2 separate regions of the Mus musculus genome follow, and region 1 is linked to region 2. Evidence: chromatin loops called from intact Hi-C (ENCODE). Cell type or tissue: left cerebral cortex. All regions are shown on one strand. Links, peaks and the distances in the headings refer to the core of each region. The heading gives the core; the rest is flanking DNA.

The links. A loop is a pair of places that touch in the nucleus more often than their neighbours do. Peaks named below come from ENCODE experiments on the same cell type or tissue, not always from the same donor. Only the 100,000 strongest peaks of a DNase experiment are listed, where the experiment ranks them.
Region 1: a loop joins it to region 2, with 2.2 times the contacts of the local background. A loop is called at or near these places in 3 of 42 quality-filtered maps.

Annotation. Positions count from the first base shown.
Region 1 is chr6:134,050,616-134,061,282 of GRCm38, forward strand. The region is part of intron 1 of Etv6 (ets variant 6); the gene reads left to right. Among named protein-coding and RNA genes, the nearest start is that of Etv6, 20 kb to the left of the region's middle. In left cerebral cortex, for the core only: no CTCF peak of the experiment used is centred there; DNase peaks (open chromatin) are centred at 6,198, 9,097 and 9,579; H3K27ac peaks cover 783 bases.
Region 2 is chr6:134,142,297-134,152,963 of GRCm38, forward strand. The region is part of intron 2 of Etv6 (ets variant 6); the gene reads left to right. Among named protein-coding and RNA genes, the nearest start is that of Gm46978, 37 kb to the left of the region's middle. In left cerebral cortex, for the core only: no CTCF peak of the experiment used is centred there; DNase peaks (open chromatin) are centred at 5,455, 7,485 and 9,110; H3K27ac peaks cover 2,385 bases.

The DNA.
Region 1 (10,667 bases), core at 1,822-9,821, 92 kb before region 2:
CAGGAGGTGCTGGTGAGCGGGATGAGTGCCAGAGGACGGGGCAGCTTTTCTTGGGAGAGGTTTCTGTTTAGAAGGATCTCCTAACCAGTCATGTTATAAGGAGAGGGCTGGAAAAAAAAAATCACTGGGGACATTAAGTCACGGGGGAGAGGAGGATAGTAGATGGATGATGGTCTGGCCAGTCACCTCTTCAGTGTAAAGTCAGCGCTGCCACAAAAGTGGATGCTGACCCTTCTTTTGTCTTTGTCTTTGTCTTGTCTTCTCTTGTCTTTCTCTATCCATTGTTGCTGAGTGGTAGCAGTGGTTGTTTTGAGACTGGGTCTCCATGAGTACAGGCTGGCTTTGAACTTGCTACGTATGTAGCCCTAGGCTGTCCTCAGACTCCTAATCTTCCTTCTTCCACCTACTAAGTTAAGTGCAGAGATTGTGGGTCTGTGCCACCCCGTCTTGTCGAACTGTCCCTTTGTCAGGTTCCTAGATCTGTAACTTTAAGATGGCTGGCGTGCTATGCTTTCCGGTCATCAGGACAATCTAGTTCCATGTGGTTTATACCGCAGGTCAGTCTCCTCTGCTCCGATGTTGCTGGCGTGCTTCTGGTTCCGAGTCATCTTGCTTTCTTTTCCTCCTGGTCTCCACTCTTGGGCCCTGTCTTAGGGTCACTACTGCTGTGATGAAACAAAATGGCCAAGTCAACTTGGGGAGGGAATGTTTTATTCTGGATATACTTGCACATCACTGTTCCTGAAGGGTGGAGATCAGGACCAGAACTCAAACCAGGCAGGAATGTTGGAGGCAGGAGTTGATTGAGGCAGTGGCCACGGAGGGGTGCTGCCGACCGGTTTGCTTAGCCTGCTCTCTCACAGAACTCAGGACCACCAGTGCAGGGGTGGAGAGCACCAGCCGTACTGGGCTGGGTCCTCTCCCCTGAATGACTAATTAAGAAAATGCCCTACAGGCTTTTCTGTATCTTATGGAGGCACTTTCTTACTTGAGGGTCTTTTTCTCAGATGACTTTAGTTTGTGTCAAGTTGGCATAACACTATCTAGCCCAGGCCCCCTTCAGTCCAGCCAGGAGTAACTTTTTTTTTTCCCAGACAGCCCTGGCTGTCCTGGAACTCACTTTGTAGATCAGGCTGGCCTTGAACTGAGAAATCTGCCTGCCTCTGCCTTCCGAGTGCTGGGATTAAGGCGTGCGCCACCGACGTCTGGCTAACTTATTATTATTATTTTTTTTTAATGAGAAGTTCTTGTGGCCCTATTCTAACCCCAACTCCACCCCCATTTGACCTCAAACTCACTACATAGCTAAAGCTGGCCCCATACTCTGATTTTTCTGCAGCCATCTCACCAGTGCTGGGATCCGTTTCTGGCTCTGCACTGACTCCTTGCAGCTCATTGCTTTTGTCAAGCCAGGCACTTGACATTCTACTTTTCTAATACTGTGTTCCACTTCCCCTTTCAACAATACGGCCCACTCAGGCAGTACTGCACTCGCCCCAGACCATATGCTGAACTTTTCATGCCTGGAATCGTCCCCTGATCCTCTCTCTCCTGGCAGCCTTCTTGTTATCCGAAGCCTATTTTTTCAAAGCTTTCTCTGTGGTTGCCAGACACGGCATTCCCACAACTCATTGAACTTGCCTTTTGTGATTGGCAATGATCCGGTTATAGATGACTGGCTTATTCTTCTCCATGGTCTGAAAGCCCAGACAGGGCAGGAATCTAATGGACTCATTCTTACATTTTCTGTTTCTAACACGGTGCCTAGAAGGGAGGTAGGCACCTTGAATCCAAAGCATTAGGGAAAATGCGGGGGAAGTAGGCTCTCGCGTAACCCAGGCTGGCCTCAAACTAACCATAAACTAGAGATGACCTTGAACTTACGATTCTCTTGTTTCTACATGCCAAGGTCTGTAGGTGGGAACCACCTTACACAGTTTGTGAAGGCTGGGGGTTGAACCCAGGGCTTTATGCGTGCTAGGCAGGCACTCTGGCAACTCAGCCATATGTCCATGGTTTTGCATTAGATTTCTGAAACCAGCTCGTATTTACTCAGTTTCTCTTAAGTGGATGCTGGACTGACTTCGTGATGTGAAACATGAAGTCTTTGTACTGTTGAAGTCCTGAGGAAATTCTCCTTGCCGATAGAAGATAGAAATCGTCCTGTTGAAGCCCTGTGGAAGACCACAGGACAAGCATAACACAGTCCAGGCCCAGGATACACAACAAACAATTCTGTCCACTCATACTTTCTCTCTCTTGGAGCCCACCTTCTAGAGAGGAACATAGCCTGAGAAAAAGTTCAAGATTCCATAGGCTGCCTGTACCAGATGTAGCCTGGATGCCCTAGATGAGTTGGCTGGTACTCCCATGATTCTCTGCTGTGGCATGGGTGGACTGTGTCTGGGACAAAGAGCTAGGGGCTCTTTTTCATAATCCTCTGCAGTCTATCTATGGCTGGCTGAGAGGCTCTCCCAGGCGAACTTGCGACCTTGTTCCTCCAGCTTGTTCCCTCACTGGTTGGTCAGCACCGATTACCTGTGAAGTTTCTGTGAAGTTCGAGATTGCCTTTTGAAGAAGAGTATGGCACTGTCCTTGCCCCAGGGTGGGCTCTTCGTAGCTTTCTCTAAAGCCCATGTTTCCTTCAGTGCTGGCATTGGTGCCAAGAGGAGTGGTTCTTCGGCACCCCCTTGGTTTCATGGCAGTGCCTCGGGACAGACCCGTGAGAATGACTCAGGTTCCACAACACTGGGACAATGTCCTTGTCTTATCCTTGGTGTGACAGGCAGCCTCAACATTTCTGTCTGCGAAGGGCAACACTACGGTGTTTGCTCATACAGCAGATTCTCTGATGTCTGCGGGCTACTTGTCTCGGTAGGATTTCATACAAGTGAACTTGACCAAGTGGAAGCAGTTCCAAGAGACCCTGAACCTTCCACACGAGCCCAGAAAAACTCATCTCTTTTTTTTTTTTATTTTTATTCCTGGTTGCCATTGATTGACTGATAGCTGGGAAATAGACCATTAAGCTGTGGGAGAAGTTCCAACTTCTTGAACCCAACCAGACCCCATCACAGATCCTTGTATAGTTCCTGCTCAAACCGTGCCAGTTTTTCCTGATCACCTGCCAGGGACTTTCTCCCAGACTCACACTGCAGCCGCCTGCTGGCCCCGCTGCCCTTCACCTCACCTTGGCTGCAGGTGAGTAGGTCCCCATACTGCTTTTCTTCATCTGTCGTCTGCTCAGGGAGTCTGGATTGCCTTGTCTCTCTCACACGGATTCAGATGAGGTTCGTGCATCCAGTCAGCTGGCAGAATGTGCCGTCTGGCCACTCTGAGAGAAGAGAATTCTAGACCCAGGTGCAGGTGTGAAAGTGCACACTTTGAAAGCTGCCAAGGTAGAGAGAGTGGCTCCTGAGGGCAGGTAGGCAGTGTCTTGGTATCCCTCATGCTTTGACAGAGTGGTGCTGTCAGGGTTCTTGTCGCAGGCGTTACTGGAAGCCTGGCTCAGTGCCTTTACTCCACTGAAGTGAAGGCTGCTTTTCCCCTCATCTGACACAGTGGTCAGGCAACAGTGAGACCCAGGGCGCAGCACATGGGACCTAGTATTAGTTCTAGCAACAAACTTTTGTACCTCCATATCTGGAATTGATACAGATTCTCTTAACGTTGCTTTAAAATTGATCTGCCATGTAGGAGAGTTCTGGGCCTTTAAAATTTTTTTTTTTTAGTTATCAAGTTTTATGGTTATGTATATATATATATATATATATATATATATTCTGCATATGAGAAGATAGGTAACATTTGATTTGTTTGGTAGAACCCCTTTCTTTTTCTTTCTTTGGCTTGGGTGGACCCTGTTTGTAATTAGCTGCTGAATACAAAGAGAATATCAAGTGTCCAGTGCCGCTCCAGGAGGACCACTCTTCTGTCTCCTGACCCCAGCATGAGCTAACTCTGTACTTAGGATGTGGTGAAAGGCCTCTTGATTGCCTTTCTTCTCTCTTCTTCCTTCAGCCCCAGGACTAGAAGTCTTCTGCATGGCACCAGTTACCAAAGACAGCGCCTGTGCCAAGGGTCTTTCCGGATTGCCTCTTTTTATGCTCTCTGGCTGGTGTTGAGAAGATAGTTTGTCTTTCCGTTGCAGCAAGTTGCAGGATACTTAAGCCTCATGGTTCAGGGCAGAATCTAAGATCAGGAAGGAACCCACCCCTTATGGTATAACTACACAATTGCATAACCAGGTATGCTACACACACATCACACACACACACACACACACACACACCATACACACAAATGCACCACAAACACACCATATACACACTCCGCAAACACACCATACACACACATCACAAACACATCCTACACACAAATGCACCACAAACCCACACACATATATACATACATACAAACATACCCTACTCACACACATGAATTCACACCTCTATACTAGATATCATTGCACAATTGCCCAACCAGGTGTGCTACTTCTGGTAAATACACACACACACACACACACACACACACACACACACACACACTCTCACACTCACCTTTTAAGATGTTTTCAATCATGCCCCTCCCCCCTTTTGCCTGGACTTTGCTTTAGTTCCTATACCACAACTTAATGCATGTCTGGAACATTAATACATGGTTCACAGATCCCGGGGTGGGGGGAATCCTCTTGCTATACGGCCTGCAGTTGTCAGCCTTAGATTTGTCTTGGTAAAGTACCTAGGAAGTCTGGTCTAAAAGGAGCTGAGGGAGAAGTGAGGGGCACGGATGGACTTTGCTGTTTTGAATAAGGACCAGGCTGTGGAGCCTCTGGTGCAGTGGGGTAGTTACCAGTGATTCCCAGGCCTCCACGGCCTTCCCTTGTGTCTATCTCTTGTGGCGCAGCACTTCCTCCTGTCTCTATTCTTAGCTTTCTTAGCTTTTCCCACTCAGCCCCCCAATTCTCCTCGTTCTTTTCCTCCTCCCACTTCAGCCCCTCATCTCCCCTCATCTCTCAGGAGCCACCTCTCATGTCCCATGCCTGCTGGAGCCTTTCTTTTCTTTGTTAATGCAATATAGTTTTGTTTCTCCTTCTTTGGATCACCTGTTCCTCCAGTGCGGCTAGTAAACCTTCAAAGCAGGAAGTGCCCAAGTGGGTTTCTCCAAAAGGGGAGTCTGCAGCACCCCGAGGCCGTGTGTCCATTCACGGTCCTGCCACACTCCTTTCCTCCATGACGTCATCCCACCCAAATGACGTCATCCTGCCTTCTGCGTTCATTATTTTTCTCTTTCCTGATGATCTCCTTTTGCTATGGGAATACACCAATTCTCTTCCTCATTAGAGATTAAGTTAACTTTGATCACCTGACTTTGATAAGTGGACATAATTGTGAGTATTTTAAGCATGCCTTTCCAAAATAAAGAATATAGGTTTGTGTGTGTGTGTGTGTGGGGGGGGGGGCGGACGGATGGACAGCTTTTAGTACCATAATAAATTCATCGTACTTGAGAAAAGGTTCGTGTGATTTTTTTTTTTTTTTTTTTAGTTTAGTGTGACAGCATACAAGTTACTTTTTCCTTTACATCTGATTTTGTCATGTGACTCTTGGTTTTGGTGAGAAACACTGTTTTAACTATGGTCCCTGTCTTCCAAATAATGGCTTTAGGAACAATTTGTTGAAATCCTCACAATTCATCATTTGTAGGTATTCAGATGTTGTTGCTTTGTTTTTGTTTTAAGACAAGGTGTCATTGTGAGTTCCTGACTAGTCCGGGACTTGATATGTAGACCAGCTGCAGTCTTCCTGCCTCTGCCTCCCGAATGCCTTAGGATTACAGGCATGCGCCATGAATCCCTGTTTTATATGATTTTTTTTTTCCTCCAGTGCTTGGGATCAAACTTAGAGCCTTGAATGGGGTAGGTGTTAACCACTGAGCTACACTACTGGCTCTTCAAGATCTAATGTTTCGGATGGGTTACTGTGTGGCATTTAGTCTAACAGGGTCTACAGTCTCCTCACGTTATAACAGAGTTTATAATGTGTGCTGGCTGGATTTAAGTAGTAAAGTGACACTTCTGGACATCACCTTCCCTGGTCACACTTTCCCCGAAGTAGCCAGTTACTGACCGGTCCGTCAGTATTCGTCGATGTAGTGTACCTCGCTCTCAGCGTGGATGGAGACAGATGGAGGAAAGTCGCTCACTCCTCTCCTGCTTCAGCAGGCTCTCATTGTAGGAATGGAAACAGAGTGGGAGAGAAGAGTTAGGGATATGGCTTTTAGGATGTTCTAAAACCAAGGAAGATACAGTATAGTTCCCTTCGGTGAATGAGAAATAACCATTGAGAGACACTAAAATGACTAGGTGAACGATCCTACATAACAGGTGGCAATTCTGTAAGATTTACACATAGAATTTTGCCATGTAGGGTTTTAAAAACACTCCTTTTTGCGTCTGTTCATTTGCAATGAAGAACCACTATTGTTTTATTAAAACCATGCATAGCTGTGTGTGTGTGGGGGGGTGTTTCTGTGTGTCTGTGTGTCTGTCTGTTTTGGAGACAGATTCTCTCTATGTAGTTTTTCCTGTCTTAGAACGTAAGATAAGTTGTAGACCAGGCTGGCCTCAAGCTTACAGAGATCCTTCTGTCTCCCTGCCTCTTGAGTATTGGAATTAAAGCCATACACCACCAAACCTGGTACTACCTATATAGTATATATAATATATTAATAGGTATAAACTTTAATAGATACGTAGTAGATATATTAATAGATAGTTGGGTGGGCGAGAGATTTTGCTGTTTTTCCTTATCTGCCTGGCTCCTAAGCAGTGGTGGAACTAACTAAATCTGTAATTGTACTGTAGCTTTCTCTTTCATAGGAGAGGGATAGGTCTTTCCCCAGTTAGCATCTTAAGAGGAGATGGGGAGGAGCAAGCTGCTGATTTAGTAGGGCAATTACAACTAGCTTTCTGCAGCAACTCTGGAACAGAGGACTCATCAGCCTAGACTTGGGAGTCCAGAGCTGCTTGATCTGTTGGGGTAGGAAGCCAGGGTTCTAAGTCAGGCACGGAGATGTCTGCCTGTAGTTCTGTCATGCAGGAGGTGGGAGCAGGTGGCTGTTTGCAAGCTAGAGGGCAGGTCTAGTGGGTAGTCCCAGAACAGCCAGGCTGCAGAGTGAGACCCTGTTTGAAAAGAAGTTGGAGTTCCAGTTTAAATGTTTCTGAAGGGCATTATCTAGGAGGGGACCAGGGTGGCAGCCCAGTCCCCTCTTGGATCAGTCCTAAGCTTGCTGTAGTGTGCTTTGGGTTTCCTGCCCCAGGGGTGAAGACTTGTCTACAAGTAGTTTCCTGACATCTGCCTAATCAGTTCTGAGTATTTATAATTTACAAGATGATTATTACAATAACAGGATTTAGGCACTGGCAGCTGAGTTTTGAGGAATTTCAAACCAATGCCCAAACAGCTGAGTTAATTATGTGTGCAGGGTCCCATGACACAATTACTCTGTCCGAACCCACATTTTCTGATACGACCAGCTCAACGATCTGAGACACAGTAGTCTTTAGTTGGGATTTTGATTTCAGAATTATAGATCAGTTCAAACCATATTACCTTTCTTTTTCTTTCTTCCTCTTCCTTTTCTTCTTCTTCTTCCCTCTTCTCTTCCTCTTCATCCTCCCCCTGGCCCTGTCTCTTTTTGGAGGCAGGATCTAACTTTGTAGCCCAAGCTGGCTGGCTTCAAACATTCCTGCTTCAGCTTCCCAGCTATGGAGATTATAGGTCTACAAATCCTCTGACTCTTCTTGGTGACCTGATTGAGTGTCCCTGTGTTTCAGTTACTGGTTACAGTTCATGTAAACCACAAATCAGCAAGTTCCATGTGAAGTGGCTCAGTGTTTTCTTCTTTTAAACTTAAAAGATGGTGAAGGGGGAAATACAATGTTTATACAATAACACTCACTTTTCTGCCCTGGCACCTGCCAGGCTGTGGGCCATTCAAGGCTCATTTTAGGCTGACATATGAGTTCTGACCTCATGACTATGCTATTTGTCCCACTGATAAATGTGATCACGAGGCCTTTTAACAGCATATTCTGACTAAGGGAGTAAACCCACTTCCCACCAAACCGAATCACCCCTCAGTCCTATTAAGCAGGAAATGCCCTGAACGCCAGTATATGAAAATGCTTTTCCAGACGAGCCCAAACCATTTCATCCTCCAAATAAAATCTATCTGCTCGCACTTAGATTGTTCAGAGGCAGATGGTAAGCAATTGAAACGGAGAGGCAAGCTGGCAGAAGGAAAAATAAAACCACAAATATCTGTACATGAAGGTGATCTACACTCTTGCCAACCCCCCTTCAGCTTCGTTAGCACGACAGCAGAGCAGTTAAATAGCATGGGAACTCAGACTCATATGGCTAATACAATTGTCCTCTGTTAATGGGGTGAAACAAAGCCTGCGAATAATATACAGGGCTGTTCACCAGTATGCAGAGCTAAAGGAGTTGAAGACATTATTAGCAGGGGCGCCTATACGCTGTGCTCTCTGAGGCAGAGAGCTATCTTATTGACACCTCTGCTCCCCACCTCATTTTAATAGTGGGGTCACTGGTGTGAAGTGCTTGGTATTATCCAGGTACCAAGTCTTCCATAAAAGAGCCGTGCAACAGCATGCAGCTTCTGATTGGTAGCTCAGTATCCTCGGGTTGTGGAAAGGAAGGTGGTGACCAGCACATTAGAAAAGTCTAGAGGCATCACTGTGTGGGAAACTCTGCACTGAACGCCAGGAGTGACAGTGATTGCCACCTAACTTTTGTGGAAAGGCTACATAATGTGGAGGCCCCTAGGCCATCCCTCAGCCTTGTCACTGGGTGAGCTTCCAGACTCCGAAAATCCACCACTTGTTCTTCACCTTGAACTTGAGCATTCAGGGACAGAAAGGAAAAGGGCGAGCAGTTCAGTGGGGCTGGGCGTTTAGTTGCAGCAGAGCCATCTGTGGCCCGGTGGTGCCAAACTGTGGTGTTCTGAGGGTGTGTGAATGAGGGTGCCGATCCAGACTGCGGAAGGGGCAGCTCACAGAGCAGGTGGGTGTGCTGGAGGAGGAGGAGGGGATTTAGTGGCAGGATGTGAGATGAGTCGACTCTGCTCGGAACCAGTCTGGGGATGCCCACGAGGAAGAAAACGAGAAGGCTGCAGAGAGAGGGCCGGTGCAAGGGAGAATTGACTGCAGGCTGGAATTGAAGAAAGGTTTGGGTTTCCACAGGCAACCACTTTGGGGGAAATACACTCCAGTGGCTGAGCGGAGACTAGATGAGAGGGGAGGTGTGTGGGGTGGTGGTGGTGTCAGTTTTCAACTTGATTGAGTGAAGAGTCACCTGGAAAGAGACTTTCAGTGATCGATCACCTAGTGATCGATCAGGTTGAGAATGTCTCTGTCTTGATCATCTTAATTGGTGTTGGAAGATCCACCGTGAAAATGACCGGTACTGTTCCTGGGTTTTAGGCCCTGGACTGTGTAAGGGCAGAGAGAAAGCTAGCTGAGCACTAAGCACATGTGCATTCGTTGCCTCTCCATCCTCGAATGTGGTTGTGATGCAAGGACGATCCCAAGCCCCCGTTGCCATGGTTTCCCAGCATCCCGGGATTGTGAGCTAAAATAAACCCCTTCTCTCCTAAGTTGCTTTATGCCAGGGTATTTTGTCACAGCAACAAAAAGGAAACAAAAACGGGACGGGGGCATGGAAAGGAGAAGACTCATATATGTCTTATGTAGATTAAGGTGAGAGGACCCTTGGACTTCAGAAGGTCATTCAGAGTTCATATGTGAAATATCCTTGAAGTCGTGATTAAAGAAACGATGTTGGCTGGTAGATGCTTCCCTTCAGGAACCCCATCCCTCCAAATAGTATAGCTGTAAGTCCATAAACGCTGGTCACTTTGCTCGTAAGGGAGCGTGCCTCATTGGTACCTCTTACTATGTTTTCCTGGGGAACGGGGAGATAATGGGCCCGTGTTTGATCTTGGCTGATAATGCCAATGACTCATGTTAGAATAGATGGTTTCTTTACTGAGTTCCATCCAGGCTCAGTCCTAGTTTGGAGAGGATGATCTAAGGGAGTTTAAGGAACAGGCACCAGGGCTTAAGGGTCAGGACTTAGATGACTTGTGGAGTTAGCTCTAAGCAGCTATACTTCTGCTAGTGCTGGTCTGTGACAGACAGTTTTCCCTAGAGCAGTGTCTGCTCACGCAGTGCCTTTCTCTAAAGTACAGAGTGATGCCTATTGGACACCTCAGTCGTCCTGTACCTTAGGGACAGACAGACAGACTGCCCCAGCAAACAATGCACGGAATTCAGCTAACAATAAAGAACAGCCCGTGCGCGTGGCCAGATCGCTTGCTTCCTTCCTGTCCTGCCTGGGGTTTTGAGAAGTTCTTGCTTATGAATTCCACAGGCGATGGGACACAGCTTATAAACTGCCAGAGGATGTTCAGATGGATGTGGGGAGGAAGAGGGAAAGCAGAGACTCCGAGCCAGGGAGCAGATGGCCGGCCTGTGACCTACGAGGGGACGCTCTACCTCTGAAAGTTAAAATGCGACCGTTATTTCTTTTCCTGTGAAGTTTTCAGTAAGGGGTGCCCAGTCTCCAAGGTGGAAAATTCTA
Region 2 (10,667 bases), core at 1,687-9,686:
GATTCGTAATGTGTTCATAGGGGCTCTCCTGGCCTTTTAAGTACCAGGCCCCAAACACTATTGGTAAGGTTGGACTGTAGAGTAGCAAGATACATGTGTTTCAGGTGTATACAGCAGAATTTCAGTAGTTCTGTGCCTTGTTTTAAACCTCTATTAAGCACGACTATCCCCTGTTTAGTTGATTTAATCACATTCAATCAGCGGTCGACGTTAATGACATTTACCTGAAGGCTTTGCATCTTACTCTCTCTGTTTGGCCTTACTCAGTCCCTAAGATTTGATACTAAAAAAATCGGAACCCGGGACTCATGTATCATATCTAACAGGGCTTTGGATTATGATGTTGTGGGTTAATAAATAGCCATAATAACTGCCCTGAGTTTTCCAGAGTCGGGACACCAGAAATGGTCCCCTGGCTCTCCTTTCTTTCCTTGTGAATCTTTCAGAATTCTTACGTTACTACTCCTGCGTGTGTGTGTTTAATAATTTAGTTCCTGTGAGAGCCTCGCTGCTCACCCCACTCTGCTGCTGTGTCTCCTCAGCAGAGTGACTGGGGTTCATCCAGTTGCAAGGCAAGCTGAACTCCATCAGAATCTGCACACACAGACAGATGTGGCGGGCGCCTCTGTTTTAATTGGCCGGAACCATAATTCTCTATACTTTGAAGTCATGCTTGTCCTCAAAAGCAGAGACAACCATGAGAGCTAAATATAATCTAGTTAATATTTTATCGTGTCGTGAGAAACAAGACACATCCGTACACGTTATCTAATCACGTGACAGTTCTTGAAGCAGGTGTTCAAGATCCAGCCTCAGGTCAATGGGCTTGTCCAGGCTCACACAGGAGGGAAAGGGTCTAACAGGATTTCTGCCCCACAAGCTAGCTTTTAGCCTCTTTAGGAGGAGGCATATAGGCAATGTCTCTGGGACTGGAAGATTAGTCCAAAGAATGTGGATAGACTATGGGAAATAAAGGGTTCAATGGCAGACATGGTTCTAAAGACGCCCCTTGGACATGGATAGGCACGAGCCTCCATCACGCTAGCATGTCCCTTTCAGAAGGCTGAGGGGGAGTCTCGGGTAGTGTTAGAGCCAAGGGTAAGGACTGTCTCTTTCTGGTTTTCCCCCACTGCTCTGCTGTCCCTTTGCTTTATTTGTGTGTGTGTGTGTGTGTCTGTGTGACCTGAGATTGAAATTCAGTTTATTTCTGCAACCCATGGCAAGACTGGCTTTAGAGGCCTTTGAGGACCAGCTCTGAAGACTGAATGGGCTTTAGTCTCAGGACAGTGTCTTCCAAGTAGAGGGTTCAGCTTCTCTAAGACTAACTTTCTAGAAATGTCTGCTGACTCTTGAGAGGTGAGAGATTCCTGTAAACGACAGAGTTCACATGCATAACGCTGGCATGATGCCAATAGTGGGGAGGAGGGTAACTCAGTGCAGGTCTGCTGTGGTCTTCTGTGCTTAGCAGGAGGCTTCCCCACTCTCATACTACATTTGTCTCCTTAGGGAAAGGACCTGGAGCTAACTCGTCCACAGTCCACATAGTATTGAGATTGGTGTTCTTGACTTGTGGTGCAAGCAGGGTTTCATTGCTGATAGTTTCCCATGATTGACAGGCTCCCTCAGTCTGGAACTTTCCCTGGCCCTCCCCTCTCATCTTCTCAGGTCTGTCAAATCTTCCTAGGCCCTTGGCCATCAGTAGTGTTCCAGAGGTGACCTCTCCTTACAGCTGCTTGTGACATGTGGTGACATCACCACCAGAGTTGAGGCTAATTCCCAGCCAGTGTCTTAAAGCAGTACTGACTTCTGGCAAAGTTGGTCAAGCTGCTGACGTTTTTTAGTCCTTTATTGCCCCTTAAACCTTCCTTTGGGGACCTTCATGTTTTATAACCAAATGCTCACTGTTCTCAGTTTTCCTTACAGCACATGGGATAATATAAGGGTCCAGTTTAGCTGCTTCAGATAACTCCAAAGTGGAGGGGGGTGGCTGTCTACAATGGAACAGCCAGCCAGGATGCTTCGGAAGGGAAATTTCCTTTTTGGGTGTGCTGTCTGAAAGAATTTCCGATGCAGGCAGACGTTAATTCCTAGCTCCATGCTTCCTGATAAGGAAGCAACTTCAATAAATGCAGCTATTTATAGATGTCTCTCTTCTCTCTCTTTAAACATATAACCAGAGGTTTATTGACCTTTTCTTTCGCTGCACATTTCTTGCAGTGAGCTGTGTGCACATTTAAGGCAGTTCCTCCAGCAAGAGCTCTGGTGTTTGCTCTGACTCTCGGTGGGATCCAGAGGGCAAACACAGCCACCTCTTGCATGTCAAGGGCTCTCACTTTTTTTTTTTTTTTTTTTTTTTTTTTTTGCCTTCTGAACTAGACGGAGGCTGCTGGCAGTTGCTGGTCCCCACGTGCATAGATACACACATGGCTTAGGTTTCTGTGCTGCTGGGATTATCTGATGTGAACAGATCCAGGGGAGAACTATGTTTTGGTTCATGGTTTCCGAGAGTTCAGTCCGTGGTCACTAGCCCCCTTTTCCGGGCCCCTGATGAAGCAGATCATTAAGGCAGTAAAGGCCTGCGGTGGAGGAATTTCCTCATGGGGTAAGGAGGAAGCAGAGGAAGTCAGGGCAAGATGTGTTCCCAAGGCCGTGTTCCCGATGGCCTGCCTCTTTCCTCTAGACAGAGCTTCCTGTTTCTCTCCATCTTCCAGTAATGCCATCATATTAAGGACCCATCGATGGATTAATCCAGCCCTAATGATGCAGTTGTGTCTAGAAATGTCCCCCAGATATACTCAGAGGTGTGCCTCAGGAGTCTCTCGGGTATTTGTTCCTGTCTGTTTTCAAATACATTTTAATTTATTCCTTGAGAACTGCACACAATGTGTTTTGGTCAAATACATCCCTAGTTCCTCCCCTCCAACCCCTACCGGGATGACTTTATCACATCTCCCTCCTAACTCCAGGTCCTTTAGACATGCCTTGAGACAGTCAACATTAACAATTAACCGTCATAATACGTGAACCCAGAGGTGTCTGATTTACTCTAGACTCTGCATAGGTTTGTGACAAACAGAACCATTGAAACATATGAGACATTGAAAATCAGTCAGTTTTGGGAAAGAGACATGGTCAACAGAAAATGACCTTATGTCTACCTTGTTTCTGTTATCTCCCTTTTTTTTTAAGTCCTGAGAAGTTCTGTGGCCTTCTCTTGACAGGCTAAGGTTTGCAGATTGAAGAGCCTTACCCTTCTACATATAAGCAGGCTCATGTATATGCCGACTGTACCCCCCCGGGCAGGGATGATGGCGATCCTGGATGATGTTAGCATGTTGTACACTTCCCTAACCTCTCCCCTTCCTCTTCATTCTCAGAAAGCATTAGTGAGATGCCTTTACCCAAGTCTGATACAGTTCCCATTCCTACATAGCATACATTTCCCCCCTTTCTTCTGTCCTTTTGCTGCACCTCTTCTGTAACTCACTCTTGAAGATTCAGGCAGGAATGAATGGCCCCGACAGCTGCATCCTTCCACAACTCAATCGCAGAGGGAACCTCCAGGTGCTAACTGGTTTCACTGCTGTCCTAGGTAAATTTGGATTCTCAGCTGCTTGTGCCGAGTATGAGTATTTTAGGGGTTCTTTTACTAATCTCATCTGAGGCAAGGGTAATGAAAGATTTGGGGGGACTTACGCAGTTCCTGACTCTGACCACATGCCCAGTGTGGATTCCCAGGTGCTATCAGCCACCTAGACTCACGTTCCCGCTTCCAGCTTGGATGGGTAGAATAAGTCCCATTCTTTTGAAATTGGTCATCCTTAGTGCTTCCTACCGACTGTGGATGCTAATAGCTGTTAGATGGCACTCTGAGATTCCAGTAATAGAGCTACAGACTGCAGATACTGATAATGGGTAAAGAGCTGTGGAAGTACGCTAGGTGTAGAGAGGGTTCCTGGAAGGAAAACCCGTGCAGGGAGTTCTCGGTCTTACCAGAAGTAAATTCCCAACCTTTGAGGCTGGAATGCTAACCCATGCTGTATTGAGGAGGGTGACGGTCTGTAAGGGAAAAGGAAATAATCCTGTCTTTTTGTTTTTGTTTTTGTTTTTTTTTTAGTGCTTATGGAACTTGCACTTTAAAAAAGCATATAAAATACTACTTTGTTTTATTTGTTTGTTTGTTTAAGAGTTTCCTGTTGCCCAAGCTGACCTTCAATTCAGCATGTAGCTGTGTATGACACTGGATTTAGGATGTACCTAAATTTCTCCCTGTACCTACCAAGTGCTGAGATTAGAGGCATGTGGCATCAACATCAAGACTAGATCTTAAGTACCATTTATGTATGCATGTATGTATGTATGTATGTATGGTCTGTGAACTGCCAGCATTTAGAAGCAATGTTCCATCCCAGGAGCCATTGCAAGGTCACCTGTTTCTAAGTCCTTAACACTAGTTCAGAGGCTCTATGGCAGTGTCGTGTGCAGTAAGTACTGATAGCCATTACTGTATAGAGAGCACTTGCTATGTGCCAGGAACCACTGCAACGTAAGTCTGAATAATCACAAACACATTTGGGGCTCAGATGTGGCACATCGTGTCCCCGAGGACACAGAGAAGTCAGAGGAAATCATGACCTGACTCCACATCTTGTTCCAAGACTCGGCTTTTCCTCACTTCATACTCCACCTCGAAAGTGTTAGGAACTAATTAGTTATTTCATTCTAGCTGTTGGTAAGGAGAAAAAAAAAATCAAAGCTTCCAGTTGTTTTCTCTTTTTTTTTGGAAGAAAAAAAGAAATCAAGCAAAATTGAAATTAAAAAATAAACAACTGACGAGAAGACCCAGAGGGATAAAATCAGAGATACAAATTCAACAGTCCTTTGAACTTAGAACACGATAAAATTTCAGATCCAGGCTTGTGGGTATACTGTTATCTGTCGCATGTTTTCAAGTGTAAATTGTAGAATGTTAGGAACAAAAATTTAATGAAGCCAATGGAGGTTCCCATTGTACCGAGTTTCCCATCTTTTCTGAAGAAGCACACTGCTCACGGTTAATACTGAGCACCTACCTATAAGGATGGTGATGTGCTTGGATTCTGGTTGGTACACTGAGTTCACAGAGGACACCACCACACTTCCTCGTAGCCCATGCTAGGCTGGTGTGTTTCAGAACGTGGTCTGGTGTGCTGGGGCCTCAGTTTCTCCCTTGTGTCCATCATGCTGGCACGTTTGTACAACTGCCAGGGCAGCCGCTCTCCCGGTCAGGTCTCTGAGCTTCTGGCCCCGTGTGGCTGTGATGTGGGTCATCCCTGCCACAGATAATTCGCTCTCCTGGGGAACAGTTTATCTGTAAAATGAAGGAGCTCCAGCCCACGGTTCCCGAGTCCTTCCAGACTCTCACAGATTATACTATTCTGATTCCAGAGAAGCTGTGTGCTTCTCAACTACCAAGCACTATCTACAGACACACGGATGGTGCTCATTCGTCTGATTGCCGGTCCTCAGCCGCCAATTTTGGTGCAGATGGTAGTGTTTCGATGATGCAGGGGATTATCCTCCGCTTGTGCTGTGTGACTGCTTTGCGAGGATGCCCTACAAGGAAGTATGGAAATCTAGGGTCTGGCTCTGTTGGACTTTTCTCTGGGGTGCCTGTGTGTTTGACACGAGGGAATGCTTTTATGAGGTGGAAGTGAATGCCCGCTCAGGTGCCGTGCAGGGCTTCTGCCACCAGCTCTGCTGTGCTTCCTAATGCTAGTCCCAGGGCCCGGCAGCTTAGCCTTAGGCCCGCTCCTCCGTTCTCACAGTCCCCTTTATGACCTGAGAATTGCCTGTGAGCTGGCCCTTTGCCCAGAGCATCGCACACAGGTGTAGCTTCCTGTAACTGCTTGATCCTGGCTGTGTGATCTGTGGGAATCCCCTCATGACTCAGGGCATGTTTACTTATGTTGTCGTCTGCGAAAGTTGCAGCGTGAATCCCCCCCACCCCCCACCCCCCCCAGCTGCCCACCGGGGCTCTGCAGGGCCAGTGATCAGCACAGAGGGCCCACAGGATCCTGCTTCAGCCAGCCTCATAGCACATGCACAATTAATACTGCATTAATTAATTATGGGGAAAAAAGGCCGAGCTGGCAGAGGCTTGAAGGCTTTCAGCTTCTAAAGTGAAGGCTTTGAAGCGAAGCTTTAAAATACATTTCCATCGGCCTCAGCAGCAGAGGAGCTGTGACACTTAGGCTGTCCCCTGGGCATAGAGACTCACACCCAAGAAACTCTTTCTAAACAGAGAATCCCAACCAGTTGCTTGAATCATCCATGAGTTGCCATGGGCTGTCCAAAGGGGATATAAGATTTGGAAGAAAGGGATTGCCCAGAGCACGGTGATTTGTGAACAAAACTTATAAAGGGTTTTGTTCTGTCCTTTTGTTGTTGCTAATGAGTCACCAACTTTAGATACGCTAGGAAGAAAAGTACAGGGACCTGGTGCCAACTGGCACTCTTGATATGGGGGGGGGGACGACGACGACAATGAGATGACTCTGTATTCTGCCCCCTGACCACCCCCACCCCCCCCAGCTTTGGGGGGGGTACTTTCTTACTAGATCTGGACAGAGTGTGGAGAAAACAGTGCCTTTTCTCCATCATTTGGAAATGCTTCTCTCAGGCTGGCAGTGAAGCCACCACACAGAATCCCTGACCGTATGTTCGCTCCCATTTGTAACTCCCATTTAAACATTCCATGTGAGACTCTCCCTGACCTTAAGCCCTGGATGTGGTGTACATAGTCGTTTACCCAAGTATTTGGAGTTTCACTTGAAGGTATTTTTAAGATCACAAAAGTAGAAATTCTCTGAGATGGTTTCCTTGCCTGAGACTGTGGGGTTATAAATGTTCTTTTCAAACTATGCTTGGAGCTGGGGACATTATCTGCTGTAATGATCAGTAGATCAGTTGGTAGAGAACTTGCTTAGTGTGCATGAAGTCCTGAGTTCAATCCCAAGCAGGAGATGAGCCAGGCATGTTGACACAGACCCCCTCCTTCCAGCACACAAGGAGATTACAGTCAAACTACTTGAATGTTCTGATCATATGCTGACTGAAACTTGAGACTAACAAAAAATGGCACACATTTGTCCTTTGCCAACTGGATATTTGAAACTGAAAAAAGTTTTCTTTTGATTCATGGGCAGAGAAAATTTTTCTTCAGATAAACTTGTGCGTGCATGTGTGTGTGTCTGTGTGTGTGTCTGTGTGTATACATGTGTGTGTGCATGCATGCACACATATGAACACAGATGTGTCTTTGGGATTATAGCAGCTATTAATCCAGATGTCTACATCACAAAACTCCTGTGATGGTTTCTACCACCCACACATTATGAGGAAAGAACATGGCGGATACAATGGAGTATTGTAGCGCTGACATTGTACCTACAGCTGTGCCACTCTCTGCCTATTGGCATCTTTGTTTGCTGAATGGAAGATTCAGATTCCCAAGTGCCTGTTGCTGCACCCAGGACAGAGAGGGCTTCTAGTTGCCTCTGAACCGGGCCAGTGTTCTGCGAAAGCAGGGAATGTGGTCCCCCAGTTGAAATGACTATGAGCGCCTTGAGTGTGAATTATCTGCTGTAATGAACTTCTCTGCGCCTGCCTTTCCACCTCTGAAAAGCATTCCTTTTGCATCAGGCATGTTCCCACCTAGCTCCGTTAAAACATTTTTTTTTTAGATTTATTTATTTTATGTGTGTCAGTAAGTTACTCGTAATTATGTATATATGTGTATTACATACATGCCTCTAGAGCTAGGAACTAAACTGGCACACACAGGGTGCTTTGGGGTATCTATAAGAACAGTGGGTGCTTTGGCTGCTAAGCAATTCTTCTGAGCCCCTAGCCCCACTTTTTAAAAGTAGTCAGGAATGTAGGTAGGTAGTGCCTTGGATAGAGATGGTGACTAACCCACGTCCTTTCTTCATGCAAATTAGTTTATTAAATTTCTCAATTCCCTTGTATCGGAGGGATCTGTAGCTGACGTGGAAGGCCAAGGATCAAGTTGGAAATAACGTCTGTAATTTTGCTCAGGAGATAGACGAGTGAAGCAGGACAAAATCCAGGTCCCTTGCTTGATGAAGACAAAGTATTTTAAACCTGGAGCCCCGAGGCTGAGAAGAGCACCCAGTCCTACTGCTTAGCATGCTCGGGTGCTATCTCTAGATGATGCCAGCGATGATCTTGACCAGACAAGCTGAGCATCTGAAGGCCAGCATCATGCTGAGGATCCACGCCCTTTGTGTCCTTGGGCAGAAACAGTGAGTTTGCAGGTACAGATCCTCACACACAGAAGGGGCGCGTGAATTCACGTTTCAGTGAGGGGGTCAGGAAGATCTTGACCTTACCGGGGTAACTTACACGCATGTAAGACATTTTGTCGCTGAGTCCTCTTGACAGCCCTGTGAACTGAATTTCCTTCTCCTCACCATTAAGATGAAAAGTCCAGTTTAAGGAGGTTAAAAAGGCAAGCTCAGCCAGCGCCACTCACAGAGCTGGTAGCCAGTCCAGTGGCCTCTCAGACTCTGTCTTCCTTCCTTCCCAGTATAAACCAAAGCCCTATTATCTAGATGAAAAGAATGAAAAACAGTGTCACATTCCCTCTGAGACTCAACTGCGGTTAAGACTTCATAAATTTCAGAAAAATAGGATAACTCACCAAAGTAAACATTTAAAAAACCACCTCACAGCAAATGGCTACCGCAACCCCAAACCTCAAGGTTCATATATTGAGATTTCAGTGAGCTTCATGATTCTCATCCGTCTCTTAAATACGGCTCTGTTTCCTGGTAAATAATATCTCTTCAGAGCCCTGGCACATAAATAGTGTAATAAGATCAGCTCTGAGCAGGCTGCCGTTCTAGTGCCCTCTAATTGCAGGGTGAAAATCCAGGGCCGCCTTAGCTCCTCATCTGTCTCCGTCTCTCACTGGCCACTGCCTGACACCCAGTCTGAGGTTCAACACCGTCTCTTCTTTTTGTGCTTTAGATAGATCCGTCCTTTGCACAGATTTTTTTTTTTAAATAAAGTGATTTGAAATGGAAAATTAAAAACTTAAATGCAAGTTTGGCAGCTTCTCTCTTCAGAAGCTTCATAAAATTCTCTATAGCACAGCTGCTCTGGATTCTCACCACTTAGCTGTTCTCACGATGTCTGAGAGATTAATTCTTACAGGGATGTGGTTGGAGATACTCCCCACGTCCCGTCCCCACCCCCCCATCTCCCGCCTCCCATGTTTCGCCGAGAATCTTCACTGGGAAAAGTTATGTGGAAAATCCCATCACCCGAGGTAAAGGTTCTTGAGTGATAGACACCTTTGGGAGTCTGTTACTTACCATGTTGTTTATGTGTGCTCTACTCATTTGAAATCCTGTCCTCTCTGGCAAAAATCTGAAATCTTATGTGCGATCCTGATAAGTGTGTGCCGACACTGTCTTGGGATGCCTCTGTGTGTCTGTGTCTGTGTGTGTGTGTGTGTGTGTGTGTGTGTGTGTGTGTGGTCTATCTGTTGTCTCTGTGGATCTGGATGCAGATACTTCAATCCTTCCTGGCAGATTTAAGCTCTCCACGTCCCACAGGCTGCAGTAGAGGACAAGGGCGGCATCAGAGAATGGAGAGCTTTGGTGGGGTCCCCACCCACTGGCCCAGAGACCAACTGTTTATCCCTGGGTCCCGGCAGCAGCTGAAAGCCAGGGGTGTTTTTGGGATTCGGCTGCCAAAGTTTCTTGAATCAGCCTTGTTCAAAGGCATATGCTGGGCTCACTTCTGAGGGAAATTTCCTTTTTGGGGAAGTTGAAGCAAAGGAATTTCCTGTGTGGGCAGACAGAGCTTCCTGACGTGAAGGCTTCTTGGAAGGGAAACAGTTTCATAATGAAATGACAAATTAAAGATATACCAGCCGGGTTCACTTCAAAACAGCTATTGAGAGTGCAGGCAAAGCCCTATTATACCCCCTCACAGAACAGAAATAAATCCCATCCTGACAGGTTTCTATATGCTGGGTTATATCTGTCCCCCCACACCTTCCTTCACAGTCTCCCACATGCTCCCTCTCCCACCCCCACCACTAGCTACCACCATCTCTGTCTTTAACAGGCTTCGAGCAGTCTCGGGGAGGCCTGGGGCATCCTTCCTGCCTCTTGTCACCTTTCCTTACCAGCTTCGCCCATCCTAGGAGTGCTTGGAGCCTCCTTGTAGGTGATGGTAAAGCCCGAGGCTGCCCAGACTTAGGAGTGATCTCTTTCCTTCTTTTGACATGATTGAAAACAATGATTGAAGATGGCTTCAGCTGGTTCCTTTAGCTGCCCCTTAAAATCTTGTAGGCAGTCCATGTAACTGCTATTCTTATCTCAGAGCTGGTCTGAAGCCGGCTTTGTTCAAGAAAATAGAGCTCTCTCTGCACTGGGCAGATGACGGTCTTGTGCTGAGCGTGTAGTTTTTTGCACTTCAGTCAGCCAGTGTAGCGGAGTTTTGGTTTTGTCTTGTACACTGATATGAAGATTCCCTTTGTTGCTGTTTTTATTTTTAAGACAGGGTCTTGCTTCATAGCCCTGGTACTGATCCAGAACCCACCTTGTAGACTAGGCCTTGGGCGTGATGTAATCCTCCTGTTGTCACCTCCT